2 separate regions of the Homo sapiens genome follow, and region 1 is linked to region 2. Evidence: read pairs that join two places in POLR2A ChIA-PET (ENCODE). Cell type or tissue: MCF 10A. All regions are shown on one strand. Links, peaks and the distances in the headings refer to the core of each region. The heading gives the core; the rest is flanking DNA. Region 1 overlaps PCMT1 (protein-L-isoaspartate (D-aspartate) O-methyltransferase). Region 2 overlaps LRP11 (LDL receptor related protein 11).

Region 1 (8,148 bases), core at 3,095-8,094, 95 kb after region 2:
AAGACACGAGAATCACTTAAACCGGAGAGGCAGAGGTTGCAGTGAGCCAAGATCACACCACTGCATTCCAGCTTAGGCAACAGAGTGAGACTCTGTCTCAAAAAATAAAATAAAATATTTTTTAAATCATAAAATCTAGGTACAAGGGACCACTGGGGAAAAAAATCACAGAATCTTGGATTTGGAAGGGTCCTTAGAGATCTAGTGTACATTCAAATCTGATGACAAAATCCCTTCTACAATATCCCTTACAGTGAAATGGTCAACCATTCTTTGCTTCAACATATTTGGTGACAGAAAACACTTTTTCAAAGCCAACTTTTTGATTGTTAGGATAGCTTTGTGAATACTTACTTATAATGAGCCAAAATCTGCCTCCCATTTGTCCTGGTTTGACCCTCTACTACATGACATTTCTTCAAATTTAAACACCACTGCTCCCTAAAGGTTTTGCTAAACCAAACCACCTCCATCCCTTCAAAGCACCATGTAAGATGCTGATCCTCTTGTTATCTTCATCACTCTTATCCAATAATCTTTAGTTTTACACTGCCACCCTGAAAGCATTTAACCAAAGCTAAATATAATATTAATAAAAATATTTTTGTAACAGCACAATCGAATCTTTCCCCTCCTACAGCCTAAGATCTCATTAACCAGAATGTAATACAGCCAAGCATCAAGATCTACTGCAATCCAAAAGAACCTTCAGTGATGGCAGATCTATTCTCTATCTGCACTGTCCAACAGGGTGGGCACTAGCTCCATGTGGCTACTGAGCTCTTGAAATGTGGCTAATATGACTAAAGATATAAATTTTTAATTTTATTTATTTATGTATTTATTTTGAGGCAGTTTCGCTTTTTCACCCAGGCTGGGGTACAATGGAGCGATCTCAGGTCACTGCAAACTCCACTCCCCGGGTTCAAGCGATTCTCCTGCTTCAGCCTCCGAGTAGCTGGGATTATAGGCTCCTGTCACCATGCCCAGCTAATTTTTGTATTTTTAGTAGAGACGGGTTTTCGCATTGTTGGCCAGGCTGGTCTGGTACCCCTGACCTCAGGTGATCCACCCACCTCGGCCTCCCAAAGTGCTAGGATTACAGGCATGACCCACCACGCCCGGCCAATTTTATTTATTTTTATATAATTTAAATTTAAATATATACATAGGATTTCAAGTTTACTTACTAGTACCTATCCATAAGACTGGTTTGAAATAAGTCAAAATGAGAAGGCCTCTGGACTTTGAGGCTCCAATTTCTTAGGATTTTACCAGCTGGTTCTATTTTTCCCATGTGCATACAAAAGTAGTGGAATATTAAGAGTAAATGCTGGCTGGGCGCAGGGGCTCATGCCTATAATCCCAGCAATATTGGAGACTGAGGCGGGTGGATCACTTGAGCCCAGGGGTTTGAGACCTGCCTGGGCAACATGACAAAACCCCGTCTCTACCAAAAAAAAAAAAAAAAAAAAAAAAAAAAAAAAGCCAGTCATGGTGGTGTGCATCTGTAGTCCCAGTTACTCGGGAGGCTGAGATGGAGGAGTCGCTTGAACCCAGGAAACAGAGGTTGCAGTGAGCTAAGATCACGCCACGGCACTCCAGCTTGGGCGACAGAAAGAGGCTCTGTCTCAAAAAAAAAAAAAGGGAAAGAATAAATGCTCTTTTCTACTAGCAACACCTACTAGTGGCTAAGAACTGGTGCTGTAGATAGAAAATAATTTCATTATTTACAAAAGTAAATGCTTTTAGGATATAAAAACTACAAATCATAATTCTTGCATATTCAAATGCCTACTAAAAATCTCGACTTAAATGTCTTATAAGAAAAGCATTCCTCAAAATAATCTGATCTCCCACAGTCCCCTCCTCACAGAATAAACGTGGCTGCTCACTCACTCACCATTTCCAATTTAGAAAATGGCAAATCATTCCAGTTGCCAAGGCCTAAAACCTTGGTGTTGGATCCTTGCCTCCAATCTTTTCTCCCAGATCCTAAATCCAAATCTGGAATTCGCTATTTCTTCTGCCTGGAATGCTTATCCCAAGTCTACCTGCGTGATATGTGTCTACTCCTCCAGCAAATCTTTGGTCTAATGATACCTTACTGAGGCCTTCTCTACAACTATAAACCTACTGCCCCACACACTCTGTCCTCCCTCCCTACTTTGTCACTTATCATGTGACATACTATACTTGGCTGCTCCCATTAGAAGCTACAAGAGGGAGTGGATGTTTGTTTTGTTCACTGCTGTATCCCCAGTGCCTGTCATATAGAAAGCACTAAAATATCAGCTGACTAAATGACAAATTCCATAAACATTATATATGTAAAATGACAAAATCAAGAATGCAAAAGAAACATAAGTAGAAACAATTGATCATTAGGGGAATGGACTGAATTATTTTTACAAATAAAAATAGATAAAAGAACAATTGCTTTCAGTGGTCAGTACAGTAGTTTCCCTTTACCCACAGGAAATACGGTCCAAGACCCTTAATAGATGCCTGAAACCGCATACAATACCAAAGCCCATACAGCCCATACAGATACTCAACATTTTTTTTTTTTTGAGACAAAGTATTGCTCCATCACCCAGGCTCGAGTGCAGTGGCATGATCTTGGCTTACTGCACCCTCAACCTCTCGGGCTCAAGTGATCCTCCCATCTCAGCCTCCCACGTAGCTCATGTAGCTGAGACTACAGGCATGCACCATAATGCCCAGCTAATTTTGTTTATTTTTTGTAGAGAAAATGACAAATGTTATTTTCACTATGTTGCCTAGGCTGGTCTCAAACTCCTGGACTGAAGCGATCCTCCTGACTCAGCCTCCCAAAGTTCTGAGATTACAGGTGTGAGCCACCGCACTCGGCCTTCCTTAACTTATAACAGGTTTATTATGACAGGTTTACATCCAGTAAAGTAAAAAACTTGTAAGTCAAACCACTGTTAAGTCAGGGACCATCTGTATGTTGTTTTCTTCCTATACGTAACATACCTATAATAAAGTTTAGTTTATAAATTAGGCACAATTAAGAAATTAACAAAAATAATGAATAAAATAGAACAAGTATCATTACATGCCAGCACCATTATTCTTGCACTTTGGGTCCATTATTAAGTAAAATAAGGATTATTTGGACACAAGCCCTGTGATACTATGACAGTCACTGCTAACCAAATAGGCTACTAAGTGACAAACGGGCAGGTGTAGACAGCATAGATATGCTGAACAAAGGGATGATTCATGTCACGGGCAGGATCAAGTGGGACGTCCAGAGAGTTCCTCACGCTACTCAAAACAGCACACAATTTAAAACTTATGAATTGCTTGTTTCAGGAATTTCCCATTTAATATTTTCAGACCTCAGTTGACTTGGGGTAACTGAAACTTCAGAAAGCAAAACCATGGGATAAGGGAGGGACTACTCTATAGCATTTGAAGCCTATCCATTAAGTTAACATCCCACAAACCCTCTGGTTTAAATACCCCTGCTCCAGAACATCACCTCACCTACTCTGGCTATCTTCCTAAATTTTACCATGGCTTGAAATTATCTCAATACGAGTAGGAAGTAAACTCTAATATAAACATTATTTAAATAGTCACATTCCCTGGATTAAGCAGGCTCACGGTTTCAAATTAAGCTAATTTGTTTCACGAGCACATTACCAGTCCATAATCATAAAATAATTGTATTTTTTCATTTCTAGAGACCTGTGCTGTCCAATATGGTAACTACTGGATACATGTGGTTATTTCATTAAGTTAATTTTTTAAAAAATTGAATTTCGGTTCTTCAGTTGTCCACATTTCAAATGTTAAATGCCACATGTAGCTAGTAGCTACCACACTGGACAATATAGAGAACATCACCAAGCACTCTATAGGGCAAGACTGCTATAGACTTTTTCTAAAACATTATTCTAAAGCATAAAACTGATTTAGCTGATATGCTGGCAGAATTCAACCTTATAATTTTCAATTCTCCATGTCACTGGTTCTCAAAATGTGGTCCCTGGACCAGCAGTGGCACCACTTACAAATCTGTTAGAAATACAAATTCTCAAGCTCCGGCAATCTGTATTTTGAAAAGCTCTCCAGGTGATTCAGGAGATTTTGAAGCATGCTCAAGTTTTAGTCACTGTTCTAAGTTACTTAAGAGTGGTTATAATATAAGCCATGACATAAGAAATCTACCATTACAATCTGAAATATTCTATAAATGATGCATCAACTATGAAATCATACAACCACAGTCCTATTATGATAGATTTTAATACAAAAGGAAAACAAAATATTCTTAACAAATTATATTAAGCTTCATTTCTTAAAAACAAAACAAAACAAAACAAAAAAAACTATTGGCCAGGTGTGGTGGATCATGCCTGTAATCCCAGCACTTTGGGAGGCTGAGGCAGGCAGATCACCTGAGGTTGGGAATTCAAGACCAGCTGACCAACATGGAGAAACCTTGTCTCTACTAAAAATACAAAATTAGCTGGGTGTGGTGGCGCCTGCCTGTAATCCCAGCTACTCGGGAGGCTGAGGCCAGAGAATTGCTTGAACCTGGGAAGCAGAGGTTGTGGTGAGCTGAGATCGTGCCATTGCACTCCAGCCTGGGCAATAAGAGCGAAACTCTGTCTCAAAAAAAAAAAACCATTAAAAATGTAATTTCCTTCCCCTTCTAGTAAGCAGGCCCCTTTTCATTTCAACATCAACACAATCACATTTTTATATTTTTCTAAGATTTCAATTAAAAGCCTTTAATTTAGGAAGAATATACACAGTAGAATAATGAGGAAGGAAGGCAATATTTTCAAATTTTATGTCAATTACAATTTTCACATGAGCAAGTATTACTTTTATAATAAGCTAATAAAAAGAAATCTATTAGCTAGAATTACCTCAGCAAGAAGTTGAAACTAAAGTTGCACAAGTGTTACAAAAGAGGCTAAACAACTATTCTACTCTAATTTCCTCTTACCAATCATAAATCTAGTATAAAACTATTTGCAAAATCAACATCTATGTATATTAAATATTCCTTATTAAATTTCCTGACAGAAAAACATCCTTAGAAATTTCAGCTAAGAACAGTAATGCAATACATTAAAGTGATTATGAAACCACCGGGAAAAGATCTATCTAGTCTTGGCTTACCACAAATTTGGCCCAAAAAAGGAGAGACTTTAAGAGCCTGATTGATTACAAATTTCTGCCACAGCCAAGTGCCTACTATGATAACCTACCGGTGGAAAATTACTTAATCACAATTTGTGTACAAAATGTTTCAGGTACATATACTGCAATAGAAGGCACTGAGATCATGTTAAGGGATTTCGTAAAAAATATTTACAACATATTGAGCTTATGTGCCATCCATGAGAACCCAAATCATACTTCATACTACTGTTGTAGCACATAAATGTCCATTTCCAATCAAGCATCATTCCATAAAATGAACCTGACAATGCTTGACAAAATATTGACATCTAGGCTGGGCGTGGTGGCTCACACCTGTAATTCAAGCACTTTGGGAGGCCGAGGCAGGCAGATCACCTTAGGTCAAGAGTTTGAGACCAGCCTGGCCAACATAGTGAAACCCCGTTTCTACTAAAAATACTAAAAATTAGCCAGGCGTGGTAGTGGGTGCCTGTAATCCCAGCTACTCGGGAGGCTGAGGCAGAAGAATCGCTTGAACCCAGGAGGCAGAGGTTGCAGTGAGCCAAGATCACGCCATTGCACTCCAGCTTGGGAAACAAGAGCAAAACTCTGTCTCAAAAAAAAAAAATGTTGACATCTAAACATTCACCATGGCCAGGTGCGGTGGCTCACTCTTGTAATCCCAAAATTTTGGGAGCCTGAGTCCAACAAATTGCTTGAGTCCAGGAGTTCAAGACCAGCCTGGGCAACATAGCAAGACCCCATCTCATAAACTACCAAAAAAAAAAAAAAAACCCTAAAAATTAGCCTGGTATGGTGGCACCACTGTACTCAGGAGGCTGAAGTGGGAAAATCGCTTGAGCACAGAAAGCAGGGGTTGCAGTGAGCCGAGCTCACACCACTGCACTCCAACCTGGGTGACAGTGAAACCCTGTCTAAAAAAAAAAAATAATCAACATTCTCTCTTACCAAACACTAAAGACTCAGTTTCCACATTAAGTATTGTCCCCCCACCAAAAAAAAATCCAAAATGACTAATATATCAAGTACCGGCCTGGCGCGGTGGCTCACGCCTATAATCCCAGCACTTTGGGAGGCCGAGGTGGGCAGATCATGAAGTCAGGAGTTCGACATCAGCCTGGCCAACATAGTGAAACCCCTTCTCTACTAAAAATACAAAAATTAGCCAGGCGTGCTGGCAGGCGCCTGTAGTCCCAGCCACTCAGGAGGCTGAGACAGGACAATTGTTTGAACCTGGGAGGCGGAGGTTGCAGTGAGCTAAGACCGCGCCATTGCACTCCAGTCTGGGCTACAGAGGGAGTCTCTGTCTCAAAAAAAAAAAAAAAAAAAAAAAGTACCAACCATGTGCCAAACAGTACTCCTAATTTCTCTCAATTACCTTTGTCTGTCTAGCACAGATTTAGGCATATAACGGACATTTAATGGGCATTTATGAAAAAAAGGGATGACTGTTAAATTCTTAGAGAAAATTCAAAAAAAAATTTTTTTTTTGAGGCGGAGTTTCCTCCCTTGTTGCCCAGGCTGGAGTGCAGTGGCAAGATCTTGGCTCACTGCAACCTCCCCGTCCCGGGTTCACGCGATTCTCCTGCCTCAGCCTCACAAGTAGCTGGGATTACAGGCAGGCACCACCACGCCCGGCTAATTTTTGTATTTTTAGTAGAGATGGGGTTTCACCATGTCGGCCTGGCTGGTCTCGAACTCCTGAACTCAGGTAATCCACCCGCCTCGGCCTCCCAAAGTGCTGGCATTACAGGCGTGAGCCAATGAGCCCGGCCAAAAAAAATTTTTTTTAATGGTGCCAGCCGTTAAGGAAATTACAAATCGAGTTGAGAAATAAGACAAACACATGAAAAGCTAAGTAACACAGGACAATTAAAAATACCATGTGACAAGATATGATTACTGCATAGTAGCGAATAATGCTATAAATTCTGACCAGTGAGTTTATTATAGACTGCGGCCCTTGTAGTCTCCCAACAAAACGGGGACGCTATATTTCGATTTAAAAAAAGAAAGTGACACAGCACTCATCCTATCCTAAAATTATCATCAGAAGAAGGAATACAGTAACTAAGGAGAGTGATATAAAGAAACTCCACATAAGGTTTTTAAAGCCTATGGTAGCCCTGAAAAAAGTTAGAACATCAGACACACAACCCTCTGCTGATCCAGGACCTGCAAAGGCTCCTGAAATACAAGTCTCTCAGGAACAGCATCCCCTGTTCTTTCTCCGCCCCGCACGGAGCTTTCCACTGGACAGCCGCCCGAGAAATTTCTCCCAGCATCTGCAATGGCAATACTCTCATCTTCCTCCCCTCGCCTGTATCAGACGGTGGCATCTCCCTCCAGGGGAAAAAACGGAGGGCGGGGGAGGCTGCATAAGAGGGAAAGCTTGCAGCGAGGTTGATTATGGAGGAGGAAGGTGAGAAAAATGCAGGGGACGAGGGTGGGGTCTCCTGAGCGCCAGCCCACTCTCCATAAGGCCTAGCCCACACGCTCCCACCCCGAAGGCACGCCCCTCACAAGCCGGACCCGGACGCGGACCTGAGTGACAGCAGCATCACCTGTACTGCACTCCCTCCCCCAGGGCCTGCAGGGAGACGACTGCCCCTGCCCCCACCAGCAGCGGCCCCTGGCTCTTTCTCTCCCCTTCCAGTCCACGTCGTCGACGAGTGACAGGTCCCGAGGGAGGCGACTGCAAGCGCACGCCGTTCGGGACTACCGGGGCAACTCTGCGCCGAAGCCCTCCAACAGGCGCGCGGGGACAGACAGAACGTTCCGGACGGCCCAGGGGGACCCGGTCCAGGCCCAGCCTGCCCCAGCTGCCCTACAACGGGCGGAGGTGGCACTTACTGCGGAGATTGTGGATTAGCTCCGAGTGGCTGGCGCCGCCGGATTTCCAGGCCATCGCTAAGCACACTCGGAGCAGGTACAGAACCACCTTCAGCGCGACGACGG
Region 2 (8,179 bases), core at 1,863-6,862:
GATTATATTGCATTAGAATTGGACTCACCCTCGTCCAGTATGGTTTGCCTTTGTCCCCACCCAAAAATCTCATCTTGAATTGTAATCCCCATAATCTCCACGTGTCAAGGGAGAGACCAGGTGGAGGTTACTGAATTATGGAGGCAGTCACCCCCATGCTATTCTCATGATAGTGAGTGAGTTCTCGCAAGATCTGCTGGTTTTATAAGTATTTGGTTGTTTCTCCTGCCACCTTGTGAAGAAGGTGCCTTGCTTCCCCTTTGCCTTCTGCGGTGATTATACTAGTAAGTTTCCTGAGGCCTCCCCAGCCATGTGGAACTATGAGTCAATTAAACCTCTTTCCTTTGTAAATTACCCAGTTTCGGGCAGTTCTTTGTAGCAGTGTGAGAATGGACTAATACACCCAGCATCCTTCCCAGCCTCTCCTCCAAACAAGAGTGCCTTCCACAACACCCCTTCCAAGGCTCATCTGCCATCTGTCTGACTTTTCCAAGGGCAGAAGCTCACTACTTCACATCATGTCCATGACATTACTCATCACTGTGTTGGGCAAGCAGGCTACGCCTCCCCTTACTTCTGTGCATTGGTGTTGGGTCTTCCCTTTGGAAAAACACTGAACTCATCTTTTTATCCTGTGTAAAAGCTTTGGAAGTCTTTGAAAAAAAGAAAGAAAGAAAGAAAGAACATCACCAATTGGTATGCTGTTCTCAGAACTCAGCACCCCACAGTTTGTCAGATGTTCCTCATATGAATTGATTTTTCAGGCCCGCCACTATCCTGCCTTGTCTGGATTTTCTCATATTAATCCATACCCTTCTTAACATCTAATACCCCTAATTGAACCCCATATTTAAGCTTTGGTTTTCTGACTCATTCATTACCTACTGTGATCCAGATATTGCCTCTCCTTCTATTAATGAGCTTCGTTACATGAACTGTGTCAGTAGCTGCATCACACAGTGGGTTCGTGCTGCATTTTTCTTGCCTTCAAGAGGAAACTCTGAACCAGTTCCCAATCGTGTATAACAGTGACGGCAGGTAGACCTCAAGTTATGAAGCCATCATCTAAATGACAGGGCCTGTACTAGGGGAAACATCTGTTACCAATTTGTGACTGTCTTAGAATGATATACATTCATGAATGTCACCCAAAGTTAACACTCATCCTGCTGAGACTTCATCATAATCAAAGCCCCCACGGATTGAGCACCCACTGAGTGCCAGGCAGCTTAGAGAGATCTGTAATCCACTGGACACCCTCACTTGTAGGCACATCCCCATTTGGTGGATGAAGACTGTCAGGAAACATTGTGGAAGACTTTGAGGTGGGCAAAAGATTACTAAGTACCTTTCAATGGAATGCTGGGTTGGTTAGTGGATCCTTCAGGGTTAACATCTATAAGTTGCAGAAAACTGATAGTAACCAAATGATTCTTGTCCATAGAAATGCAAAAGAAAATTAGGTATATAGGGGTAATTGACTTTCACCCTAGAGAAAATAAGATTTCAAACATGACATTTTAGTACATGTAGATACTAACCGATCTATTAGTAGATTCATTTCAGTACTGATTAGCAAACCCATTTCAGTTTTGCATCTCCTAGCAACTTCTTTTTGGCATTCATGATTGCCTGTATATGTGTAGTCTTCAGATTCTTTAAATCAGTTGAACACCTTATTGGTTCCCTCTTTAACTAATGTCTTTGAAAAATATTCATATTATATTTGTGTGACAGTCATAGCTTTACTATTTTGAGAATTTTCCTTTAACAGTAATTAACCCTCAGGAGCTATGCCTCTGATCCCTTTAACTTGAGCAGCCTTATTTCACACCCCAACATTTCTGCCAGGAGAATTGGGCCTCTCAAATCAAATTCCTTTTTCTCTGAGAATGGCTTCCTGCTGACTGGAACACTGATGCACTCCGCCCTCAAGCTGCAAAATGGGGCTAAGTTTGAAGGTTGTTGAGAATAGAGGGAGGGCAGTCACACAGCAAAATAGTTAAGTTAAAACCTGTTATTGGATGCCCTTGTTCCTAAGTCCCTTGACTGTCCCTAGCACCCAAGAGTGTCCATTGATTGGGCTTTCCCCTGAGCGCCCATCTCCTCCTCTTCTTGAGCCATTCATCCCTCCTCTCATCTCCCCTGCTCTCCACCATCTGCACGGGCTCCTCACCCTTGCTGTCTGTTCTCAGGCAGAGTAGTGATCTCTCCCTTTGCCTCGTGATACTTTAAGATCAGCTTCTAGGGCCCATCTTTTCATGTCCAAGTGACCCAGACAGGTATTCAACCTGCAAGGAATTATGCTGTCAGATTAGTTATGAAACAATTAATAGTTAATTTTTAAGCATCTGGTATGTGTCCAGTACTGTACTAGGCACTAAGCATACAGGAAAGCTCATGTTCCTGACTTGTCTCATTCATTCGTTTATTCATTCATTCATTCATTGACAGGGTCTCTGTTGCCCAGGCTGGAGTGCAGTGAGTGGCACAATCATAGCTCACTGCAGCCTCAAGCAGTCCTCCCACCTCAGCCTACTGAGTAGCTGGGACTATAGTCATGGCTAATTTTTTTTTTAACTTTTTGTAGAGATGAGGTCTCACTATGCTGCCCAGGCTGATCTCAAACTCCTGGGCTCAAGCAATCCTCCCTCCTTGGCCTCCCAAAGTGTTGAAATTACAGGCATGAGCCACAGCACCTGATCTGTCTTTTTCATTTGTGAAGACAGAATGGATGATTGGTCAGAACCAAGAGGCTATCCACTGGATTTAAAGTTATATATTTTATGCCCTTGAACAGGATATTTTACATCCACTTAACTGAATATTTATAATACATCAAAATGCAAGATGACACATATTTTTCAGGCAACCCATTAAATGATGCTGACTTTCATGGTTATTAAACATAATACATTTAAATCTGAAGTCAGAATGTAAAATATGACATTTAGGAACATGATACAAAGTAGGACATTCAGGAGATTTGGAATTCATAAATCAGTATATTGATTTACATTCGTCAGTTGCTTAAAATTTTCTAAATGATTATCTTAGTCCATTTGGTCTGCTATAATAAAACACCATGACTGGGTGGCTTCTAAAGAGCAGAAATGAATTTCTTTCAGTTCTGGATGCTGGGAAGTCCAAAATCAAGGTACAATCAGCTTTGGCGTCTAGTGAGGACCCATTTCTTATTTTATAACCAGCCATCTTCTCACTGTGTCCTCATATGGCAACAGAGGCAAGGCAGCCCTCTGGGGCCTCTTTTATTTTATATTTAAACATATTTTAACTTTTAGGTTAAGGGGTACATGTGCAGGTTTGTTATATAGATAAACTTATGACTTAGGGGCTTGGTGTACAGATTATATCCTCACCTGGGTATTAAGCATATTACCCAGCAGTTTTGTTTTTTTTCTAAACCTCTCCCTCCTTCCATCCTCCACCCTCAAGTAGGTCCCAGCGTTGTGCTGTTCCCCTTTCTCTGTCCATGTGTTCTCATTTAGCTCCCACTTATAAGTGAGAACATGTGGTATTTGGTTTTCTGTTCTTGCATTAGTTTGCTGAGAATAAGGACCTCCAGCTGCATCCATGTTCCTACAAAGGACATGATCTTGTTGTTTTGTATGGCTGCATAGTATTCCATGGTGTATATGTACCACATATTCTTCATCCAGTCTACCGTTGATGGGCATTTAGGTTGATTCCATATCTTTGCTATTGTGAATAGCGCTGCAGTGAACGTATGCATGCATGTGTCTTTATAGTAGAACAGTTTGTATTCTTTGGGTATATACCTAGTAATGGGATTGCTGGGTCAAATGATAGTTCTGTTTTTAGTTATTTGAGGAATTGTCACACCACTTTCCACAGTACACCACTTTTCACAATGGGTGAACTAATTTGCACTCCCACCAGCAGTGTGTAAGTGTTCCCTTTGCTCCACAACCTCACCAGCATCTGGTGGGGTTTTTTTTGTTTTGTTTTGTTTTTTACTTTTTAATAACATGGGACCTCTTTTATAAGGGCACTAACCTCATTCATGAGCACGTATCTCCAAACGCCATCACACTGGGCGTTAGGTTTGAACATGTGACCTTGGGAGGGCACTCAGCCATTCAGTCTACAGCAGTGACTTCAGAAAACCACACGTAAGGAAGCTTGCTAAAGGATGGGCATTATTTAAACCAACAACTTCATTATTAAATTAAAACTAACTGCATCCTGGCCTACCTGCTGTACATAATTTTTTTAAATAGACAGGTATTACTAAGTCTTTGTAACCAAGTATATACAATGTGTGTGTGTGTGTGTGTGTGTGTGTGTGTGTGTGTGTGTGTGTGTGTGTGTGTAATTTAGTTTAGACATATATGAGAAGCCCAAACGTGTATTGCTAGCCACTGAATTCCTAGCTAGGAAGATGGGGTTGAGTCAGACAACAGGCTGAGTCATTCATTGATTTGGCCAGAAGCCAACCACCAAAGGCTGTTACTGCTGAACAGGGATCTTGAGCAGAGATTGGGAGCTCCTGGTTTATGATCATGTCTTTTTCCAAGTTACAAATTGGATATGTTGTGTGTACATATATAGATAGTTTTTTATCCTGATACTTGGAACATGTCTGTGAAACACTGTAAACCCTCTCTCCAGTGTCATCCTAATGGGAGAAAATGTATAGAAGGGTCACCTGGGCCCTTAAAGGGAAAGCATCCGTGTGACAGTTCTACATCTTCTAAATATCTGAATGCAGGAGAGACAGCTCTCGTTAGCTAAAAGAGCTAGGGAAGGGACATTCAATCTGGATAGATCTAAACTGGAGTGTGCTCAGGAGGCTGAGGTGATATCATCATCTGCATCTGGACCCAGTGTTGCCTGTATCAGAGAGGCAGTGCCTGGGCAGGCAGGGGGGAAGCATGCCAAGGCCAGGTGTGAGGATGGCCCCTGACCCAGGGATGCTCTGTCCTTTCAGCCCCAGTGTTGACAAGAGGCTTGCTAGTGAACCGCAGGCCTGCAGAGTTTAGTCTGACATTGGCACTCTGAGCTTTGACACCCAGAAGCTCAGTGACTCACTGACTTTTGCAGGGAGCTCTGGCACAGGGTGACGCCAGCAGCCTCATGGATGGTACACCCAGCTCCCTGGCCTCAGTGCTTCCTTGGTTTATTCTATTCTATTCTATTCTATTCTATTCTATTCTATTCTATTCTATTCTATTCTATTCTATTATTTTATTTTATTTTATATTGAGATAGGATCTCGCTCTGTCACCCAGGCTAGAGTGCAGTGGTGCAATCTTGGCTCACTGCAACCTCTGCCTCCTGGGTTCAAGAGTTTCTCATGCCTCAGCCTCCCAAGTAGCTGGGACTACAGGCATGCACCACCTGGCTAATTTTTGTATTTTTAGTAAAGATGGGGTTTCACCATTGTTGGCCAGGCTGGTCTCAAACTCCTGGCCTCAACTGATCCACCCACCTCAGCCTCCCAAAGTGGTGAGATTACAGGCGTGAGCCACTGTGCCCGGCCCCTTGGTGTTTTTTAAAATCTCTGTTAACTTTGTCTCCACTCCGATGGCCACTCTCAGAATCTGGTCATGACTCAGCATCCCCGTCACACCAACCTTCTAAATCTCTGCTCCGAATCAATCCTGCAGCCCACGCCTCCACTCACATACCATGGCAGGGGGCCAGCACCTGCTGCTCCCTGGCAGTCTCAGGGCTTCTTGTCTGCTTTCAGGCGGAGCAGCTGGGACAGAGCAGCTTTCTTGTGTCACCTTACTTGACTGAAGGCTGCAGGGTCTCACCTAGACATACTCCAGCATGCCTGTCATTTGCAGCCATGCTCCCTTGTGTTCCTAAGTCCCAAGAGACAGTAAATGAGGGCATAAGCTATTGCACTGCTGCCCACCAGCCTGGTTCCGAGCTAGGATTAAAGAGAGCCAGAGCCTGTGACACACCCGCCCACCTCTCCACTTATGCAGCTCTGAGCTTCACCACCTGCACCTTGCCCTGTCTTTGTCTTGCCTTGGTTCAGCCTGGTGCCCATGGGAAGAGGCCATAACTGACCTTCCTCTCACTGCGGATGAAGGTGGGAGGAAAAGTTTCCAGAAAAAAGGAGACAGCAGACCCTGGTCTTCCCAGAGCTCAGGCCTCCTGGCCACTGCAGTGACCCAGGCAAGAGACAGGCTGGGGTCAGAGCAAGGTGGTACCCGCGGACAGGGTGATACATGGTCAAATTCTGGATGTGTTTTTAAGGCAGACCCCATGGAAATTCCTGATGGATTGGAGGTGAGATAGAAGGATCATTAAATGCAATCTTGAGGTCTCAAACCAGAGTTCTAGTCTTGTTTTCACTCTTATTTATCTGATTCTCTGATCTTATCTGACCAGATAAGACCTGGTCTTATCCGACAGATAAGACCTGAGCCCCAAGTCTTATCTGATCAGATTAAGACATTATCTGGTCTTGTCCTGTCTCAGACTGACTTCCACTTTTATTTCAGTGGGTTCTGATTCCTAGCATCAGCAGCCCACTCCAGGCTCTTTGGAAGTTCTCTTATTGTCATTAGAGCTCTCTCTGCTGCCCTTAGTATTTTAGCACTCACGTAAATGACCCGTTTGGCATTCTGTCAGTGTAGTTGGGCCTGAAGGTAATGTAACAGCGTGGCAGTGAGCACTGCTTAACATCTCTTTGAAATAAACAACAAAAGGCAGGTGGCCGTCATTGCCAGCCCTCCAAAGTAAGGCTTTTGCAGGGAAAGTGGTGGACAGCTTGTAGGCCAGTGTAGACTGTTTTACAACTCGAGGTCTCAATTCTGTCACTGTCGCAGTGAATGAAAATCACTTCACGGGGATTCGTTTCTTTGTCTGTAAAGAGTCATTGTGTAATGTTCAGTTAGAGATAAGAATCAACCAGTGGAGATGGTGGATATATTTAAGCGCTTACTATGGGCCAGGCCCAGCTCTTTTACATGAGTTACCTTATTTGATCCTCATCAGGTAGGTGCTATTATTACTTCCATTTTACAAATGAAAACAATGAGGTTTGGAGACGTTAAGTGACTTGTACATCATCAGCCAGCTGGTACGGGGTAGGGCTGGCATTCAAACCCATGTCTATTGGACACCGGGTTCTGTGCTCTTAACCACGCACCAGTGTTTCTTTCAGTGTGATCATGGGTCACCTGGGTGGGCTTGGTAAGTGTAGAATCCTGGGTCCTGCTCTCCTGACCAACCCACTGACTCTGACTCTCTGAGGCTGGGACCTGGAAATCCATACCTTAGCTAAAGTGGCATAACATATGACAACCACGGTAATCTCATTATATCTAAATGATTGTAAAGCATCCTATGGGTGTGTATATGTAATGTTGACAAATCCTCTAAGCCTAAGTCAGTCCAAATTCTAGGATTTCCTAATTAAAAACAAGCAGATGGTTCTTATAATAGTACAATCCCATCCTCTGTAATTTCCAAAGTCCATTATTAACGCATCAATGTAATAGAATGTCAAATGGTCAGCATTCTGCAGAGGACAATATCCAGACTAGTTCATTTAAGCAGAAAGGAATTTTTTTAAATAGAATATTAAATAGGTAATAGAATCATTAGGAGAGCTGGAAAAACAGTCTTCAGGCTGACTGTCCAGCAGTGACTCCCAAAATCCTACCACAGAGCTGAGCTTCAGAAGCTGTTGTTCCAGCATGCTCAGCAAGCTGCCTGTGAATGTTGGGAGAGCAGAGGGCAAGCATGGAGCCCTGGGTTAGGGAGTGATCAGAACTGAAGCCCAGGAGGGCTTCTGCAATGAATGACTGGGGGAACTTGGATAGAAAAGGAGGCCAAGGAAGCAGGGGTTTTCAAACAGCCAAAGTGGCCAGCATGGCCAGATACAGTAAGAGGGCCAGTTAAACATGGATTTTTTTTTTTTTTTTTGAGATGGAGTCTTGCTCTGTCAGCAGATTGGAATGCAGTGGGTGATCTTGGCACACTACAACCTCTGTCTCCCAGTTTTAAGCGATTCTCCTGCCTCAGCCTCCCGAGTACCTGGGACTACAGGCGCACGCCACCATGCCCAGCTGATTTTTGTATTTTTAGTAGAGATGGGGTCTCACCATGTTGGCCAAGATGGTCTCCATCTCCTGACCTCATCATCCGCCCGCCTTGGCCTCCCAAAGTGCTGGGA

Evidence for each region. ChIA-PET counts read pairs that join two places held together with the same protein. Peaks named below come from ENCODE experiments on the same cell type or tissue, not always from the same donor. Only the 100,000 strongest peaks of a DNase experiment are listed, where the experiment ranks them.
Region 1: POLR2A ChIA-PET joins it to region 2 with 6 read pairs; 3 of 35 experiments call an interaction of 5 or more read pairs at or near these places.

The regions. Positions count from the first base shown.
Region 1 is chr6:149,749,852-149,757,999 of GRCh38, reverse strand. PCMT1 (protein-L-isoaspartate (D-aspartate) O-methyltransferase) reads right to left here. Exons shown (of 8, transcript NM_001360452.2): 1 at 8,044-8,148. The coding sequence starts at 8,098. Among named protein-coding and RNA genes, the nearest start is that of PCMT1, 4.2 kb to the right of the region's middle. RefSeq lists enhancers at 6,323-6,825, 6,826-7,328 and silencers at 7,433-7,727, 7,653-7,889, 8,120-8,148. In MCF 10A, for the core only: no CTCF peak of the experiment used is centred there; a DNase peak (open chromatin) is centred at 7,539.
Region 2 is chr6:149,844,001-149,852,179 of GRCh38, reverse strand. All of the region lies in intron 2 of LRP11 (LDL receptor related protein 11), which reads left to right. The region is part of intron 10 of RAET1E-LRP11 (RAET1E-LRP11 readthrough); the gene reads left to right. Among named protein-coding and RNA genes, the nearest start is that of RAET1E-AS1, 15 kb to the left of the region's middle. In MCF 10A, for the core only: no CTCF peak of the experiment used is centred there; DNase peaks (open chromatin) are centred at 4,469, 5,069 and 5,659.